Regions from separate parts of the Homo sapiens genome. Here region 1 is linked to region 2. Evidence: read pairs that join two places in POLR2A ChIA-PET (ENCODE). Cell type or tissue: MCF 10A. All regions are shown on one strand. Each heading gives the region's core, and the rest is flanking DNA. Links, peaks and the distances in the headings are about the cores only. Region 1 has its middle 6.1 kb from the start of FN1. Region 2 has its middle 37 kb from the start of LINC00607.

Region 1 (5,370 bases), core at 1-5,000, 440 kb before region 2:
GGTGTGGTGATTCATTCCTGTAATCCCAGCACTTTGGGAGGCCAGTGTGGAAGGGTCACTTAAGCCCAGGAGTTCAAGTCCAGCCTGGGCAATATAGTGAGACACTCTTAATAATAATGATAATAATAACCAGATATGGTGACAGGCACCTCTCGTCCCAGCTATTCAGGAGTCTGACATGAGTCCTGGGGGATGACTGGAGCCCAGAAGATCGAGAGATCAAAGCTGCAGGGAGCTGTGATCACACCACTGCACTCCAGACCCAGCCTAGATGACAGAGCAAGATCCTGTCTCAAAAATTTAACATTTAACATTGAAATGTTAAATGTTAAAGGTTACATTTAAATATGTCACATTTAGATGTTACATTTCAAATGTTACATTTAGGTGTAACATTTAATTGATGGGCTGTTTTTCCTGAAACCTTTGGCTTTTATCCTGTTATTAATTTCTTCCAGTTCTGCTAGAGAGGAGGCCATTGACTCTGGAGAGCTCGAACTTTCATTTCATCTTCTTCTATAGGTAGATTAGAGGGAGATAAATTAGGGTAGTTTTTTTTTTTTCTTATTTTGAATTTTTTTTTTTTTTTTGGCATAAAATGCTTCCCTTCTTCCTTGAAAATGGCCACGTTTACAAAAATGTTACTCATTAACCACAGGTGTGAGAAGTTAAAAATAAACTTCCCTGCGGGCAGCCCTCGTAAGTAGAATGTCTGAAAAGTTTGTCAAGAATTGACAGGGTGCCTGCAACCAGGGAGAAAATACTGGATAAGGGCTTTAAATTATGCCATGAAAGCTAACCAGTTTTCGCTTAATAGGCATTTTGTTTACATTTTAAGTGACTTTATTTTTTAATCAGCACTTTTTAAAAGCCTTAATCTATGCTTTTTGCTTCTTAACAGGAATATTCTTTTCTCATTAGAGTGATGTAACTCCCAACAGGCATGGCAAAGGTGTTTAACTTATCCAGTAAAATGGGAACTAACTACTGTGTAGCTGGAACATGTAACCAAAACTGTCTTGGAGAACATTTCATCTTTCCAAGCAAAGTAGCAGCTTCTTGTAAAAATTTTAATTTTGTATGTTATTTCATGTTGCTGGCATTAAAGAGTTTTTTGTTGTTGTTGAAAGGCTGAATTTAAAAAAAAATAGAAGTTTTGCCATATTTAAATTATTTTCTATCCTTTTTGCATTAACATACTTTAAACATCTCATATGCAGCTAATCACAAAAGTTAGTTGAGCCAAATGCTTAAAAATAACCACAAACATTATCTAGTAAATAACAATTTATGCCAACAATAGACTATTTTGATATGAGCTGTCAATATTTATGCCTACCTGTCTAATTAGTGAATTAATTAGTTAAAATAAATTAAGAATACATTCAATCGAATTGTAAAGATGCCATATACATGTTATTGTAAATTTATATTGAACTATTTTCTAGATAAGTTTGATATATTCTTTCATTAAGTATGACCATTTTACTGAGATAAAATGGACATTTAAAATCATTACTATTTTAAACATTAAAAACTAAGGCACTGCTGGCCGGGCGTGGTGGTTCATGCCTGTAATCCCAGCACTTTGGGAGACCGAGGCGGGCGGATCACGAGGTCAGGAGATCGAGACCATCCTGGCTAACATGGTGAAACCCCGTCTCTACTAAAAAAATACAAAAAAAAAAAAAAAAATTAGCCAGGCATGGTGGCAGGCGCCTGTAGTCCCAGCTACTCAGGAGGCTGAGGCAGGAGAATGGCGTGAACCCGGGAGGCGGAGCTTGCAGTGATCCGAGATGGCCCCGCTGCACTCCAGCCTGGGTGACAGAGCGAGACTCTGCCTAAAAAAAAAAAAAAAAAAAAAAAAAAAAAAAAGAAAACTAAGGCACTGCTTACATGCATGCACATTTAAGTAGTCACGAAGTCACAAAGATTTCAGCACCTAGATAGAAATAAATAGCTACATTTTATTAAACACTCTAAACCAGATCCAGTACTAAGTGTTTCATATGAATTTTTTTCATCTAACCATCAACAAACTTTTAAGGTAAGCACTATCATCCTCTCCTCTTACAGATGAGGATATAAAGCTTAGAAAAACAATGTGCAAAAATGCTACTCATTAAGCACAGATGTGAAAAGGAAAAAGAAAATGCCCTGAAGGCAGCTCGCATGAGTATAATGTCTGAGAAGTTTGTTGATAATTGACAAAGAATGAAGTTTTCTCAATCACAAGCCTTGTAGAAATTGTGGCGTCAAGTTGTGTCACTGTCAATACCAGGTGATTAGTCAAGTGATTACATAATGGTCTCCCTCAGAACCAAAGGTATGGGCAAGACAACTGGCTAAAGAATTTTGTGGGTGACTTCTTTCACATGAGATTAATTTATCAAAAGATGTCACACAGGACTCTGCCAACTGACACGCTACCAGTTTCCATCTGTTGTAGCCAAGGCCATTCTTCTGGGAACCAATTTCCTTCAAACAGCCTGGCTGTGTTTCAGCATTTTGAATCAAATGTGGAAGATTGTTACCATCGACTCTCCACTGGGCTGGAAGTTTGCTGGGGGCAGAGGCTCTGTCTTGTTTCCTCTGTATGCCCAGCACTAGGTACCAGGCACCCTTGGATAAGTACTTGGCAAATGTCAAATGAATGAATGGAAGGAGAGAAGGGCAGATGACAAACACTCTGAGATTCACATTCAGTGACTATCCAGCCAGGCACAGTGCTAAGTGCTCTGCATATGCTATTTTATTTTATCTTCAAAGCTACTGCCAGAAGTAGATATCAATAGTGCCATTTTACTCTCTGAAGCTCGGAGCTGAAAGATGGTCCTAGAGCTTATGCTGTAAGAAAGGGACAGAGCTGAAATTGAAATCACGGTCCTCCTGACACAAAATTCTTGCTCTTACCGAAGACATACATGGCTTTCCCCAAAGAGACTTTGCCCTATATGTTAAAAGAACGTTGGAAACACTCTCAGGCAGTTACTTTTTATCTTCCTCTAGATCGTTCTGCCTTGCTTCTGGGCCCTGGGCCTGACCCTGTGAACTGCGGGGCTGCTTCCTCTGTTTGCTGGAGGACAGAGGACGGAGATGAGAGTTGTTCCTGCCCACTCCCTCCTTGTTCTGGCTTCAGTGCCAGAGTTCTAGTGGCAGCTGCCTTTCCCTAGGACCTGCATTATCAATGGGGCAACAGTGCCCCAAGAGGGTAAAAGTGGGTTCTTGGGGTAGAAGGGGAGTGGTTAAAAAATTTCAACCCTACCTAATAAAAATTTTATTCCTTAGTTGTGAATTTAACACTTTTTTTTTTTTTTTTTTGACAGAATCTTGCTCTGTCACCCAGGCTGGAGTGCAGGGACAAGATTTTGGCTCACTGCAACCTCTGCCTCCCGGGTTCAAGCGATTCTCCTGCCTCAGCTTCCCAAGTAGCTGGAACTACATACATGAGCCACCATGCTGGGCTAATTTTTGTATTTTTAATAGAGACGGGGTTTCATTATGTTAGCCAGGCTGGTCTTGAACTCCTGACCTCAGGTGATCCGCCCGCCTCGGCCTCCCAAAGAGCTGGGATTACAGGCATGAGCCACCATGCCTGGCCATGAATTTATCATATTAGATAGACTTTAAATTTCATTTCTTTCCTGGAGGGTTGTATAAGGTAGGGCATTAATACATAAAAGAAAAAGGGAGAAACATTGCTCTAGGACAGCAGTCCTCCCCAGGCTTTGGTCCTCCAAGGCTCCAGCTATCGCTGGCTCCTTCCCCATGATGGCAGCCGTAGGAGTGACAAACTGCCTACATTGCTAGTCCCTGGGAACCTCAGCATCCCTTTTTTATTCCTTGGTCATGCCCACACTGGGGTAACAGTGCTTTCACAAAATTCTCCCGATGGAAATCATTTTAATTCCATTTTCTGCTAAAACCCCGGGGATCCAGATTCTTTTTTTTTCTTTTTTTTAAGATGGAGTTTCCCTCTTGTTCCCCAGGCTGGAGTGCAACGGCGTGACTTGGCTCACTGCAACTTCCACCTCCCGGGTTCAAGCGATTCTCCTGCCTCAGCCTTACAGGTATGCGCCACCACGACTAGCTAATTTTTGTATTTTTAGTAGAGATGAGGTTTCACCACTTTAACCAGGCTGGTCTTGAACACCTGACCTCAGGTGATTCACCCGCCTCGGCCTCCCAAGGTGCTGGGATTACAGGCATGAGCCACCATGCCCAGCGACGATCCAGATTCTAACCATCCAATGATGACATGAGCAGTCCACCCCATAGTTTTAAGTCTTAAATTATAGCAGAATAGACTTAGGACACACGAATTCTTTTCCAAACTTAGCAACTAGTATTAATCATGCTGTGATTTCTTTGTATTTCCCATGACTTACATGGTCTTATTTTTTTCTCTCTACTGAATGCATGCGCTTTTAACACTCTATCTTTCCCAAAGTAAAACGCTCAGATGATAGAAGCAAATGACATAGTCATCATACAATGACGGAGAAAAGAAACCAGAATTTTATATTTAAATTTATGATATTTTAGACAGGGTCTCACTTTGTCGCCCAGATTGTAGTGCAGTGGCAAGATCTTGGCTCACTGCAAACTCCACCTCTCAGGCTCAGGCAATCCTCCTACCTCAGCCTCCGGAGTAGGTGGGATTATAGGAGGTGTACACCACCATGCCCGGCAAAGTTTTGGTATTTTTTGTAGAGATGGGGTTTTGCCATGTTGCACAGGATGGTCTCAAATTTCCGGGCTTGAGTGATCCTCCTGCCTTGGCCTCCCAAAGTGCTGGGATTACAGGTGTGAGCCACCACGCATGGTCATGTCGACGTCTTAACTGTCTTGGAAATAATTTGATTTTGTCCAGGTAATTTGGTTCACGCAAAGAAGTTGAGATCGGGGCACATCAGAAAGAGATTCATCTTTTAAAGTGCTTCTTAAATCTACAAATGCAATATATGTAAAAGCTAAAGGTTTTTATATATTTTTCACACATGTAAAAATGTAAGTTTTGCCTTTAAATTCATTTTAGATATGAAATAATCTAGCTGAGAGCATGTAAAGTCGAGGAAAGCTTATTCAGATCCGCTCTAGTTCAGCATGTGGTAAATTCCTAGGTGTTCACAATATTAGTGTACACAAATTCCTTCTCAAGAAAGAAAACCTTGGACAGACCTGGTAGACTAGTATCACTTATGCCTTATAGAGACTTTCTGTCAAAACCAAACAAAAATCTGTCATATCTTTATTCATAGAATAAAATGTGATATTAGGGAACACAACTGTTTCTGGAATGCATTGAAACTGATAGTATTCTATAGATTTTTCTACTTAACAATTACTTATTATTACTATTATTATTAT
Region 2 (5,384 bases), core at 261-5,260:
AAGCAGGAGGAATTTGAGACAACAGCAGAAATAAGAAGGTCTCTCTGATCTCTCACTTCTCCCCTGACACAGGCCATACAAGAATTTTCTGACCTTTTTCTAAAGTAGTTCATAAGACCCTCATTCCAGAGAGGTCCTCCCTATACCTAAAGGAAAGGAATGAAGACACAGAGGTGCCGAGAAGAATCTCAATAAACAGGTCATGCTAAGTTCCCTGTCCCTCAAGTTTATTACCATTCAGTCTCACACTTTTGCCCTCCAGTCATACAACTCTCCGTAAAAATACACAGATTTCCCTGTTTCTTTGGGTCTACATTTCTAAAGTCGCTTGTATCATATAAAACTTATGTAATTAAGCCTGTATGCTTTTCTCTTTTTTTCAGGTTTCTGTAAACCATTTATTTTATTTTTACCATGCAACAACGTCAACATTTGTCATATTACTAATCACTTTCACAATGGCTTTCTGAGTTTAACGAGCAATCTGAATTAGGTCTTGTGTTACCAGTTGAAGATAGTGTTCTTGTATTCCATAAATGGATACCTTTCCTAGGGTCAAAATTATTAATGTCTGGAGAATTCAACTGAAAGATCAGGACATCCATCATACTTTCAGCCTTGATTTCAGCATGCATATGTGACTTGGTCTGTTTCTTCTGACTAAAGCCACGTTCTGCTTCAGCTGAACTTGCAGGGAGGGTCAGCACTAGGTTGTACGCCTTTCTCTTATTAATCTGTTTTTTGTTATAGGGGTGTCAGCCATAAACTTTGCAATGGGTGAGAAAAGAAACCTCTTCTCTCCTACATTACACAACAATAGATAACTAATACAAGCACTCATTTCTCTTTTTGGAAATATCCATGGTACCCACTATTTGCTGTAAACATAAGTTACTACATACTTGTGAAATGACTTAGCATTTTATTTCTAAGGGGAGGAATTTAGCAAGGCCTGTTTGTTCAGATTCTTCTTGGTGCCTCCGTGTCTTCATTCCTCTCCTTTAGGTATAGGGAGAAACTCTCAGTGTCTGGGAATTCTGGTTCAGAGAGTAGGTAGGGTACTTGTATTCATAATTATTAATTTGGTGCAAAAGTAATTGCGGTTTTTGCCATTGAAAGTAAGGGCAAAAATCGCAATTACTTTTGCACCAAGCTAATACCACCTATTTTGGCTTTAATTATCATGGCCTTGTCCACATTTAAAATGAAACTATCTGAGGGAAGTAACTCAGATACAAGGTTATCAATTTACCTCTTTATCTGAGTATATGAGTCAGTTGTTTCATTTTAGACTCCTCTGAAACCAGGTTTTTATAAGAAAGGACCGGGTCCCTCATGGGGTAGAAAAGCTGCAAGGTTATAAGCTCAGAAAACAATTTCAAAATCATATCATGTGCTTGCACTACCTGCTTCAATAGCAAGAGAAATGATACTCAGGAGATACACAAAAACTCATATTCCCCCTTTTTGTGTTCTTTGCCGTAACTTTTTACTATGCTTCTCATACATAACTAAATTGGATTGACAGACATAATGGAATCGGGCTGATAAACAAATTTTCTTTGGTTCCATAAATGAAAGATGCAAACAGTTCTATTGATGGATGAAATGTAATAATGGGGTTCATTTTTCTGCAGAACTTCTCATCTGGGACTTTTCCACCACCACCAGCAGCAGCCCAGAGTGAGTCTGGAAATGCTTGTTTGTGTGTTTGTTTTTGACAATGACTGGGCCATGATGGTTTTTATCTCAGACACCTTATTACTCTTCTGTGCTCTAGGCTTTGTCAGCACACTTCAGTCAACAGATACATAAAACCAACGTGGAATCTTGGGAGGAAAATACAAAGTCTTGATCCCTTTCTTCCCAGAAGGACTCCAGCCTCCTTAAAGTGTCTACCCCTGCCCCAGCAAATTTCAAGTCACATTTATCAATTGTTTCTCAAAAAAAACAAAAAGAGGAAGTTTAAGCTCCTCCTCACTGAATACCCTAGAACAGCTGTCCTCAACTTTTTGGTACCAGGGACCAGTTTCATGGAAGACTATTTTTCCACAGATGGTGGAGGGGACATTTTGGGTATGATTCAAGCGCATTACATTTATTGTGCACTTTATTTCTATTACCATTACATTGTAATATATAATGAAATAATTATACAACTCACCATAATGTAGAATCAGTGGGAGCCCTGAGCTTGTTTTCCTGCAACTAGATGGTCCCATCTGGGGGCAATGGGAGACAGTGACAGATCATCAGGCATTAGATTATCATAAGGAGTTCATAACCTAGATCCCTCACATGCACAGTTCACAATAGGGTTCATGTTCCCATGAGAATCTAATTGCCCCCACTGATCTGACAGGAGGCAGAGCTGAGGCAGGAATGTGAGTGATGGGGAGCGGCTGTAAATACAGATGAAGCTTCGCTCACTCACCCACTGCTCACTTCCTGCTGTGCAGCCCAGTTCCTAACAGGCCACGGACCAGAACCTGTCCACAGTAATCACGGTAGGTAAGGCTTACTTACTATATTTTAATGTACCTAGCATTCAGCTAAGCACTTTAAGTGTTTCATCTATTATAATACGCATCCCAATTCTATGTGGGGGATACTATTAGGATTCTCATTTTACAAACAAACAAAACCGCAAGCTTAGATAGGATAAACAATGTGTGAAGCAGAGTGTCACAAGTTTTGTTTCCCAAGAAGCAGACTGCAGTGATTAGCATGAAGGAGGTTATCAGGGAGTAGAGTATTCTTAGGCTCCATCCCTGAGGAAGACAGATGGGGAAGAAAGAAAAGATGAGCTGGGTGGAGCCTCAGCAAAGCCTTCTGCCAACCCCATGGGCAGCTCTGTGGCTGGGATGGCCCCTGCAGAATCACTTGAGTTTGGGCCAGGAAGCGTTGCGACTGGTAGTTGGATAGAGGCTACCCCAGGAAGGCTAAATGGCCTTGAGCAAGACTGATCTCTTCAGCTAAGGCAATTCCTGAAGGGGATTGGCAGCTGAGAGGTTTCTACCACTCCCAGCAGCTGAGAAAATATATCCTTCACTCCTGCAGTGGGACCTGGGCAGTGCATCTGGCAACCACCACAAGGAGCTAACTGAAGTTTAAGTCTGTTGCTCTAGGATGTTAAAGAATTGCTGTTAGGAAGAAAATTGTTATTTTTTGTTTAGAACAGCCTCTTTGGTTATGAAAAGGGAGGCCCCTCTAAACTTACATAAATGAAAAAGAACACAAAGAAAGCGCCAAATTGCCCCACATAACAGAAGCAGGGCTGTGGGACTGGCCCCTGGAAGCTTTGGAGGTTGTAAGGGCCCTGAAGACTCAAAGAAGAGGAGGAGAAAAGCCCCAGCAACAAGCAGCAGGTGACAGCTGGGGGCATGGATTGCCTGTGAAAGGCTCCCACGTGAGGCTGGCCATGAGTCATCAAATATTTAAATATAGGTTGTTCGCTATTCTAATATTCTGTTTGGTTGGTGATCCCCCTCTGAAAACTTCAGTAAATGTCTGCCACACAGCACGTCTTTGTTAGTGAAGCTTTGGAGAACTATAGTAAAAGCTAGTCCCTGCCCACAGAGAAGCAGGGAAGCAAGCTGGATAGTTGAAAAATTCAAAAGGCAGGAAATTATGAACCTCCCTGAGAACCTTGGAAATACTGGAAAGGGCACTGAATCTTGTACTGCATGTGGGATGGGGAGCTATTCAATGTATTTGGCTACTAAAGGAAAGGATTATACTCAGAAAACTGGAGGGCTTTGGAATATCCAGTTTATACTTTCGCAAAAGAAAATATGATCATCTTTGCTTGGGAAACTCAAGAAAGTGCTTCAGAGAGGAAAAAGACACTGAGCTGGGAATTGGAGGAGGGGTAGGAGATATATAGGTGTACAGAGATAGAGCAGGTGGAATAAAAATGCATCCCGGCCCAAGGGAATAGCATGTAAGGCCTAAGGAATAATAGAAACTGTGCCAAAAACTCCAGTGAATCTGGAGTATGGAACTTCAAAAAAAGAAAAGAGAGATGACTCAGGGCTTTATATGCCATGCTGCAGAGCTTGGCTTTCATTGTAGAAGCTCCTGCTTGTCAACGAGTTCACATCTACCCACTGCAGTAAATGTGGTAGGCCAGGACTTAAAGAAAAAAATGCAAATAAATGAGGCTCATCTTTTTGAAACATAAATTTTACATAAAGATTAGAAGAGAAGGACTTTTTTTTAAGATTAAAACAACATGGCAGTATTCTGCAGTAGAATACAAAATTTCCACAGTTTTTTAAATAAAAAATAAGGTTTCAAATAGATTTCCTGATTGATTTGGTCAGTTCTTGCCATATTCTCTGCCCTCTCATATGAAAATAACTTTGATGAAACTCTTTTTTTTCCTTCTTTTTTTTTTTTTTTTACAGGAGTCAGGAGAGGTGCGGGGGGGTGGGAATTTCTTATGAAACTCTTACGTAGGGTGCTGAGAAGTGTTAAGCAGAAGAGTAAAATTATCATCAATTATATTTAGCTTTGTGTTGTTTCTATTTCATGTGTTTCAATTTTATGTCCTCCCTTCCCCAAATTTTGTTGTAGTTTACAACATGGCAAGGGGATAGAGAGAAAGAGACTATGACAAGAACAAGATGGAAACGGTGCACACATGCCGCAGGCTGGCTGTGCAGGATGGACCTCGTGGGACATCTATCCCTTGGTGATATTTTCATTGGATTTGTCATTGGTTTGCTTAGTCCCTAACTTTGCCACCTGATTATCTGGGTTTGTTTTTTTTTTTAATAACAGCTTTATTGAGATAGGGGGCTTAATACCTAGGTGATGGGTTACAGGTGCAGCAGACCACCATGGCACACGTTTACCTATGTAACAAACCTGCACATCCTGCACATGTATCCCACAACTTAAAATTAACTATATTAAATTACATTTTTAAAAAAATGAAGTCCTGATACATGCTACATCATGGATGGATCTTGAAAAACATGCTCAATGAAAGAAGCCAGCCATGAAAGGCCCTATACTGTATGATGTCATTTGTATGTAGGTCCAGAATAGGCAAATCTACGATCTGAGTTTTATCAGGCTGCCAGTTCATCCATGATTGAGCAAATCCCAGAGAACTGAGTCACACTCATTAAACCAGAAGATTTTTTTCACAAAACTATTGACAACATGTATTAGTCTGCTTGATGAGTTGTCATAATAAAATACCATAGACTGGGTGGCTTAAACAATAGAAATTTTTATTTTCTCACAGCTCTGGAGGCTGGAAGTCCAAGATCAACGTTTCAGCAGGGTTGGGTTCTATGAGGACTGTCTTGCTGGCTTGCAGGTGGCCACCTTCTCATTGTGTTCCCACATGGCCTTTCTTTGCTGCCTGCACT

Evidence for each region. Peaks named below come from ENCODE experiments on the same cell type or tissue, not always from the same donor. Only the 100,000 strongest peaks of a DNase experiment are listed, where the experiment ranks them.
Region 1: POLR2A ChIA-PET joins it to region 2 with 5 read pairs; 2 of 35 experiments call an interaction of 5 or more read pairs at or near these places.

The regions. Positions count from the first base shown.
Region 1 is chr2:215,439,497-215,444,866 of GRCh38, forward strand. No RefSeq gene overlaps it. Among named protein-coding and RNA genes, the nearest start is that of FN1, 6.1 kb to the left of the region's middle. In MCF 10A, for the core only: no CTCF peak of the experiment used is centred there; a DNase peak (open chromatin) is centred at 2,215.
Region 2 is chr2:215,877,761-215,883,144 of GRCh38, forward strand. No RefSeq gene overlaps it. Among named protein-coding and RNA genes, the nearest start is that of LINC00607, 37 kb to the left of the region's middle. RefSeq lists an enhancer at 3,240-3,309. In MCF 10A, for the core only: no CTCF peak of the experiment used is centred there; no DNase peak of the experiment used is centred there.